Regions from separate parts of the Homo sapiens genome. Here region 2 is linked to region 1. Evidence: read pairs that join two places in POLR2A ChIA-PET (ENCODE). Cell type or tissue: Caco-2. All regions are shown on one strand. Region 1 overlaps ORC2 (origin recognition complex subunit 2). Region 2 overlaps HYCC2 (hyccin PI4KA lipid kinase complex subunit 2).

Region 1 (4,000 bases):
TCTTCTCAGAAAAAATATCTTCTTTACGCTGTGGCTTGTCTTTACACTCTTTTTATGGTGTCATTTGAAGGAAAGTGCTGGTTTCTTATAAAATAGACTTTACACTAGTCTTTTTACTGTCTCCACAGTTTTGCATTTTCCAGAATGTCATATAGTTGGAATCATACAGTATGTAGCCTTTTCAGATTGGCTTATTTCACTTAGTAACATACTTTTAAGGTCCTTTCATATCTTGTTCATGGCTTGATAGCTCTTTTTTATTTAAGTGCTGAATACTCCATGGTCAGGATGTGCCAGTTTGTTCATCCATTCATCTACTGAACGACCTCTTTGTTGCTTCCAAGTTTTGGCCATTGTGAATGAAATTGCTATAAAGGTCCACCTGCAGGTTTTTGTGTGGACATAAGTATTCAACTCATTTGGGTAAATACTAAGAAACATAACTACTGGATTATATAGTTAGAGTATGTTGAGTTTCATAAGCAGCAGCACAGCTGTTTTTCATGGGGCTGCACCATTTTGCATTAACTAGAGATAAATGAGTTCTTGCTGCTCCACATCCTAATCAGTATTTGGTGGTATTCGTGTTTTGGATTTTGGCTATTCTAATAGGTGTATAGTGGTATCTCATTTTGTTTTAATTTGCAATTCCCTAATGATATGATATTGAGCATATTTTCATATGCTTATTGGCCATCTGTTTATTTTCCTTGGTAATAAAGAATAAAAATAGATGGCAAATAAGCATATGGTATCTGTTCAAATACCTATTTGCCTATTTTTTAATTAAATTGTTTTCTTATTGCTGAATTTTAAAAGCTCTTTGTATATTTTGGATTAAAAGTCCTTTATCAGACATGTCTTCTGCAACATTTTCTTCTAGTCTGTAGTCTTCTCACTTTCTTGAGAAACAATGAATTTTAATTAGTTGAATTTGTCAATCTTTTCTTTTGATTACATATTTTCTAAGAAAACTTTCTGTAATCAAGACCAAAACCATATTCTCTTATATTTTTGTCTAAAAGCATTTACAATTTGCTTTTCATGTTTAAATAATTAAGGTAATTAATCTGTTTATAAAGGGAGGTAGAGGGCCTTTTTTTTAAAATGGGAATATACAATTGTCCCATCACCATTTACTGACCAGTTCATCACTAGCCCAGTGATCTGCAATGCTACTTCTACAGTATATCTAGTTTTCATATATGCACAAATCTATTTATGGAGAACTTGTTACTGCAATGATAGAACTACAACTAGAATATATAATTAGAATATAGAATGTATAACTATATATTTATATAATTTATTTATTTATTTATTTTTTGAGACGGAGTCTCACTCTGTCGCCCAGGCTGGAGTGCAGTGGCACGATCTAGGCTCACTGCAAGCTCTGCCTCCTGGGTTCATGCCATTCTCCTGCCTCCACCTCCCGAGTAGCTGGGACTACAGTCGCCCGCCACCACACCCGGCTAATTTTTTTTGTATTTTTAGTAGGGACAGGGTTTCACTGTGTTAGCCAGGATGGTCTCGATCTCCTGACCTCATGATCCACCCACCTTGGCCTCCCAAAGTGCTGGGATTACAGGCATGAGCCACCGCGCCCGGCCTATATAATTTATTTTTGTCTGAATGTCAAATATAGACAAAATATAAACTTGAAAAAGTTATTAACTAAAACAACTGGTTTTAAATAAGGTGAGAATGAGAAACTGTAAAAGATTTAAGAGAAAATTTGAGAAACATGAAAGCCTACTACACTCAGATAGCATCAAAAGTATCATTAAGTTATCAGTTTATTGGAAGAAAATGAAACTGGAAAATTCCAGTTGATGCATTATGGATATGATAGCTTAAAAATTAAAAAAAAAAAAAGCAGGCTGGGCATAATTGCTTACACCTCTAATCTCAGCACTTTGGATAGGCTGAGGCTGGCAGATCACTTGAGCCTAGGGGTTTGAGACCAGCCTGGTCAACATGGTGAGACTCCACCTCTACAAAATATACAAAAACTAGCCAGGCATGGTGGTCCGCACCTGTAGTTGCAGCTACTCAGGAGGCTTAGGTGGGAGGATCACCTGAGCCCAGGGAGGCTAAGGTTGCAGTGAGCCTTGATTGTGCCACTGCACTCCAGCCTAGGTGACAGAGTGAGACCCTGTCTCAAAAAAAAAAAAAAAAAAAAAGGCAATACTGTTCAACCAGCTGATCTCCAACAAACTTACATTCAAAGACTCAAGTCCTACATCAAAATCAATCACTACTGCATTAGTTACACTAATAAAAAGTTACAAACAATCCAAAAGTATAATATAGAAAACCACACATTATTTATATATTAGAATGCAATACTACTAGCTATTACAGTTCTTTTTGTCCGAAGACTGACCTCTGAGAATTTAACGATATGTTAAATTTAAAAGAAAATAAAACCACCGCCTCATATCCATTAAAAGGGCTACTGTTTTTTTTTTTTTTTAAAAAAGGAAATAGGTGTTGGTAAGAACGTGGAGAAATTGGAACCCTTGTACACTGTAGGTTGATATGTAAAATGGTGCAGCCACTGTGCAAAAAGTATGGTGGTTCCTTAAAAAATTAAAAATAGAATTAGCACATGATCCAGCATTTCCACTTATGGGTATAAACCCCAAAGAATTGAATGCAGGGTCACAAAGAGGTATTTGTACACCCATGTTCATAGCAGCATCATTCGCAATACCCAAAAGGTTGAAGCAACCCAAGTGTCCATCTACAGATGAATAAATTTCAGTTTTGTACAATGAGAAAAGTTTGGGAGATTGGTTACAAATGGTGTGAATGTACCTAATGCCACTGAACCCATACACTTTAAAAATGGTTCAGATGCTAAGCTTTTTTGTGTGTGTATGAGATAAATTCTTGCTCTGTCACCCATGCTAGTGTGCAATGGTGTGATTGTGGCTCACTGCAGCCTCAACCTCCTGGGCTCCAGTGATCCTCCCACTTCAGCCTTCTGAGCAGCTAGGACTACAGGTGCATGCCACCACGCCCAGCTAATTTTTGTATGTTTTTTGTAGAGATGGGATTTGGGATTTCTTTCTTTCTTTTTCTTTTTTTTTTTTTGAGATGGATTTTCACTCTTGTTGCCCAGGCTGAAGTGCAATGGTGTGACCTTGGCTCATTGCAACCTCCATCTCCCGGGTTCAAGCGATTTTCCTGCCTCAGCCTCCCGAGTAGCTGAGATTACAGGCACCCACCACCACGCCCAGCTAATTTTTTGTATTTTTAGTAGAGACACGGTTTCGCCATGTTGGCCAGGCTGGTCTTGAATTCCCGTCCTCAGGCGATCCACCCGCCTTGGCCTCCCAAAGTGCTGAGATTACAGGCATGAGCCACTGCACCTGGCCAAAACTAAGTCTTTAGGAAAATGTAACTATGATTAAATAGTGTAATCTGTATAAACTTTAGGAGGATATTTGGCAATACATGTCAAAACTCTTATTGTAGAAGAATGTCTAATGACAGAGTAATGTATATATGATACATTATTAATTGCAAAAAGTCTATTTATAAACGTAATGGTGCAAGCTTATGTGTGCCCATGCATGTATGAACAGACAGAAGATACACACTGAAATGTTAACGGTTCCACGTTCTCTAAAGCAGGCATTCTTGACAGGTACAATACATCTCCCAATTGGGTAAAACTGGATCTTGGCACAGGAGGGAGTGTGGAAAAAAGACTTTGACATTATTAATATAATAGTCTGTGGCCCTCCAAAGCGTCACAGTACATAAACAGATATACAGCATATATGTAGTACTGAAATTTTTAGGGTGGGAAAAAGTGATTAGGAGAAAATGTCTAAAAAGGCTAATTAGGGGTCAATAATTTTAAAAAGGTTGAAAAACATAGGGCATGATGCCAAAAAATAAGGCAAAGTTCCCCAGTGTGAGGAATGAATGAATGAATGAATGAATAAATAAATAAATAAATAAATAAATAAATAAATGGTATGGGTTT
Region 2 (4,000 bases), 55 kb after region 1:
AACTCCTGACCTTGTGATCCGCCTGCCTCAGCCTCCCAAAGTGCTGAGATTACAGGCGTGAGCTATCGCGCCTGGCTTTTTTTTTTTTTTTGAGACGGAGTCTTGCTCTGTCACCCAGGCTGGAGTGCACTGGCGTGATCTCAGCTCACTGCAACCTCTGCCTCCTTGGTTCAGGTGATTGTCCCTCCCTCAGCCTCTCAAGTAGCTGGGATTACAGGCACCCACCACCACGCCTGGTTAATTTTTTTTTTTTTTTTGTATTTTTTAGCAGAGATAGGGTTTTGCCACATTGGCCAGGCTGGTTTTGAACTCCTGACCTCAGGTGATCCACCTGCATCGGCCTCCCAAAGTGCTGGGATTACAGGCATGAGCCGCACCTGGCGAGATTTTTTTAAATGAATAAATGAGTTTTGCAATGTGGGAAATACATTAGCACCTTGGAAGACACTCAGAGCAAGAGATGATACTATTAGCTCAATTATACTAGATGCCTGAAAGAGTAAAAGTCAAGTGTTTGTGAGGCCACTCCTGCTTTTAGAACTTAATAAGGCTAAACAGAAGTCTGTAAACTTGAGTGACTTCTCTCTGGGAGATATTTTGGTCATATATGATGATGAACTGGGATAATTGTTAATGACTGACTGGCACTCTATGAATGTGCCAGTATCTTTGGCTCTTATTTTTCAGGTTTCATTTACTGCCATCCTGTGACATGGTATAATATTGGCATTGTTGGTAAGGTTATAATATTGGTCATATGTATTGGAAATTGAATTGAAGCCTCCTTAGAATGAATACTAATGGAACATGACTTGCCTGAGGAGGAACTAAATTTAGCTAATCATTAACTAATTTCTATGACAAATAGTGCTGCACAAGTTTACCACAAGGTAGATAAAGAAGAGGGGTGAGGTAATCAAATTTGTGCAAAAATATGAAAATATATGCAAACATTAAAGGATGAATTAGTTATTTCTTTAAATCTATCTGTAACCTACACTGGCTCCTCCAAATGTTAGGCATATTCATAATGATAGTATCTGTCATATAAATGCTATACTAAATGTAGATGCCCAGATAAACATGATCATTTTTGAGCCTTGGCCAAAGACCAGGGGACAGCCTGTATAATAAATACAGGTGTTTCTCGACCTATGATGGAATTGCATACCAATAAACCCATTGTAAATCGAAAATATCATAAGTCAAAAAAGCATTTAATACATCTACCCTACTGAACATCATAGCATAGTCCAGCCTACCTTAAATGTGCTCAGAACACTTACATTAGCCCTACAGCTGGGCAAAAATCATCTAACACAAAGCCTATTTTATATTTATCATAAAATTGAGTATCTCATGTAATTTACTGAATACTGTACTGAAAGTAAAAATGAGAAGGTTTACATAGGTACTTGAAGTACAGTTTTTATTGAATGCATATTGCTTTGATACCATTGTAAAGTTGAAAAACCTTAAGTTGAACCATAATAATTCATGGGCCATCTATAAACTGGCCTTGCCCAAAGAGACATCTGGCCTTTGCTCCTAGGAAGTTAATCTGATAAAGAGTCTTTGTTTAGGGCCGAGACTGGTAACACCAGAACTTCAGGCCGGACTGACCACATCTGACTTTCTTAGGTAGGAGTTGGCCATGCCAGAAAGAACTGCCGTGTGATTTAAGGTGGTAGCTCTGGGTCACACTGCATCAGTCCACATGGAGGCTGAGATCAACCAAGTAGGCAATCAACCTAATCAATCATGCCTACATAATGATGCCTCAATAAAAAAAACTCTGGAAACCAGAGCTTAAATGAGCCTCTCCCATTACCAATACTTTGTGTTTACTGTCATGCATTGATGCCAGGAGGGTAATGTATCCTGACTTCAGGGGAAAGGACAACAGATGCTTTGTGTTTGAAACCCTTCATATTCTACTATATGTGTCTCTTTTGGCTGATTTTAATCTCTATTCTTTCCCTGTAATAAACCATAACTGTGAGTATAATGGCTTTCAGTGAATCCTGTGAGTCCTTCTAGCAAATTATCAAACAAGAGTTTGGTTTTGGGAACTCCCAAAACTTTCAATTAGTCAGAAGTGAGGGCAATTTTGCAACCTGTCCCTCAAACTGTAAAATTTCAGGTACGAATCCCATTCTGCAACCAAGAAAGCAAGGTGTACAGAGTAGATAAACTGTCTGAGGGAAAAATTTCTAAATTGCAGTACTAGAATATGAATCCTGGTTTGACTGACTGCACATCCACTTTTTACACTGCTTTATACAAGATGACCATAACATAATACCAAACATTAGACAATGGGTATTTCACAACTATGATGTATTTACCTTTTGGAGTCTTCTCATACCAAACTTGAACTGAAGTAATTATAGTTAACTACTAAGTGTAAGTTAATGATTGTTAGCTGAGTGCAGTGGTGCATGCCTGTAATCCCAGCTACTCAGGAATCTAAGGTGGGAGGATCACGTTGAGGCCAGGAGATCAAGACCAGCCTAGGCAACATAACTAGACTCTGTCTCTAAATAAATAAATAAATGGGCCAGGTGCAGTGGCTCATGCCTATAATCTCAGCACTTTGTGAGGCTGAGGCAGGAGAAGTGCTTGAGGCCAGGAGTTCGAGACCAGCCTGGACAACATAGCAAGACCTTTTCTCTACAAAAAATAAAAAAAAAATTGGCCAGGCATGGTGGTGTACACCTGTAGTCCTAGCTACTTGGAAAGCTGAGGTGGGAAGATCACTTAAGCCTGGGAGGTCAAGGCTGCAGTGAGCCATGTTTGTGGCTACAAACTACATTCCAGCCTGGGTGACAGAGTGAGACTCTGTCATTCATTCATTCATATATATATTCATGCATACATACATACAAGTTGTTACTATATACAGTTTTGACCATTACCGGTTCTGTGCAGTGAATGTTTCCCTCTGAGGATGAAGATCACTATAAACAACTCTGATGAGATCATGCTGACACAATGCCCCTTCTGTCAAAGCCATGGATCCAATTGTTGAAGGCTACAAAAATAAGGTACAGTATGAGACAATGTCTCTACCATGAAGTAAAAATCTGTATCATGTAATAATATTTAATTTTCTTTTCCATAAAAGGCAGTTTTGGATCATTTATTCTTCTCATTCTTCACGGAAAAGGTTCAGAATCTTTCAACTGTCAATTATATAAATTCTATAGCTTCTTTTGGAAATTGCCTGTAAAATATAAAACTAAAAACATTTTTTAAAAGTCATGTAATAAATCTATATTTAAGAGAGTATGAAAAGTTGCTGAAAAAACTAAAGGTTAAAAATACATCCATTTTAATGTCTATATTCCAGAATGAGTACAACTGCTTATAATTATACAAACAATATTAAAGACTATAATCAAATATCTCTCTTTTTTTTTTGAGACAGAGTCTCACTCTGTCTCCCAGGTTGGAGTGCAGTGGCACAATCTTTGCTCACTGAAACCTCCGCCTTTTGGGTTTGAGTGATTCCTGTGCCTCAGACACCTGAGTAGCTGGCATTACAGGTACCCACTACCACATCCAGCTAATTTTTGTATTTTTAGTAGAGACGCGGTTTCGCCATGTTGGCCAGGCTGGTCTCAAACTTCTGACCTCAAGTGATCCACCCACCTCGGCCTCCCAAAGTGCTGGGATTACAAGCATGAGCCACCATAACTGGCCCAAATGTCTCTTTAATACTAACATTATTGAGTTCATGTTTCTAAAGTTAGAAGAACCATCCAGGCCAGGCGCGGTGGCTCACGCCTGTAATCCCAGCACTTCGGGAGGCCAAGGTGGGCAGATCAAGAGGTCAGGATATCAAGACCATCCTGGCTAACACAGTGAAACCCCATCTGCACTAAAAATACAAAAAAATTAGCCGGGCGTGGTGGCATGCACCTGTAGTCCCAGCTACTCGGAAGGCTGAGACAGGAGAATCGCTTGAACCCGGGAGGTGGAGGTGGCAGTGAGCTGA

The links. ChIA-PET counts read pairs that join two places held together with the same protein. Peaks named below come from ENCODE experiments on the same cell type or tissue, not always from the same donor. Only the 100,000 strongest peaks of a DNase experiment are listed, where the experiment ranks them.
Region 2: POLR2A ChIA-PET joins it to region 1 with 5 read pairs; 8 of 35 experiments call an interaction of 5 or more read pairs at or near these places.

What each region holds. Positions count from the first base shown.
Region 1 is chr2:200,950,951-200,954,950 of GRCh38, forward strand. All of the region lies in intron 4 of ORC2 (origin recognition complex subunit 2), which reads right to left. Among named protein-coding and RNA genes, the nearest start is that of ORC2, 11 kb to the right of the region's middle. In Caco-2, no CTCF peak of the experiment used is centred here; no DNase peak of the experiment used is centred here.
Region 2 is chr2:201,006,055-201,010,054 of GRCh38, forward strand. HYCC2 (hyccin PI4KA lipid kinase complex subunit 2) reads right to left here. Exons shown (of 13, transcript NM_001321623.1): 7 at 2,919-3,034. It overlaps LOC105373835 (a long non-coding RNA gene), which reads left to right. Exons shown (of 3, transcript NR_187976.1): 2 at 2,932-3,047. Among named protein-coding and RNA genes, the nearest start is that of ORC2, 44 kb to the left of the region's middle. In Caco-2, no CTCF peak of the experiment used is centred here; DNase peaks (open chromatin) are centred at 1,627 and 2,487.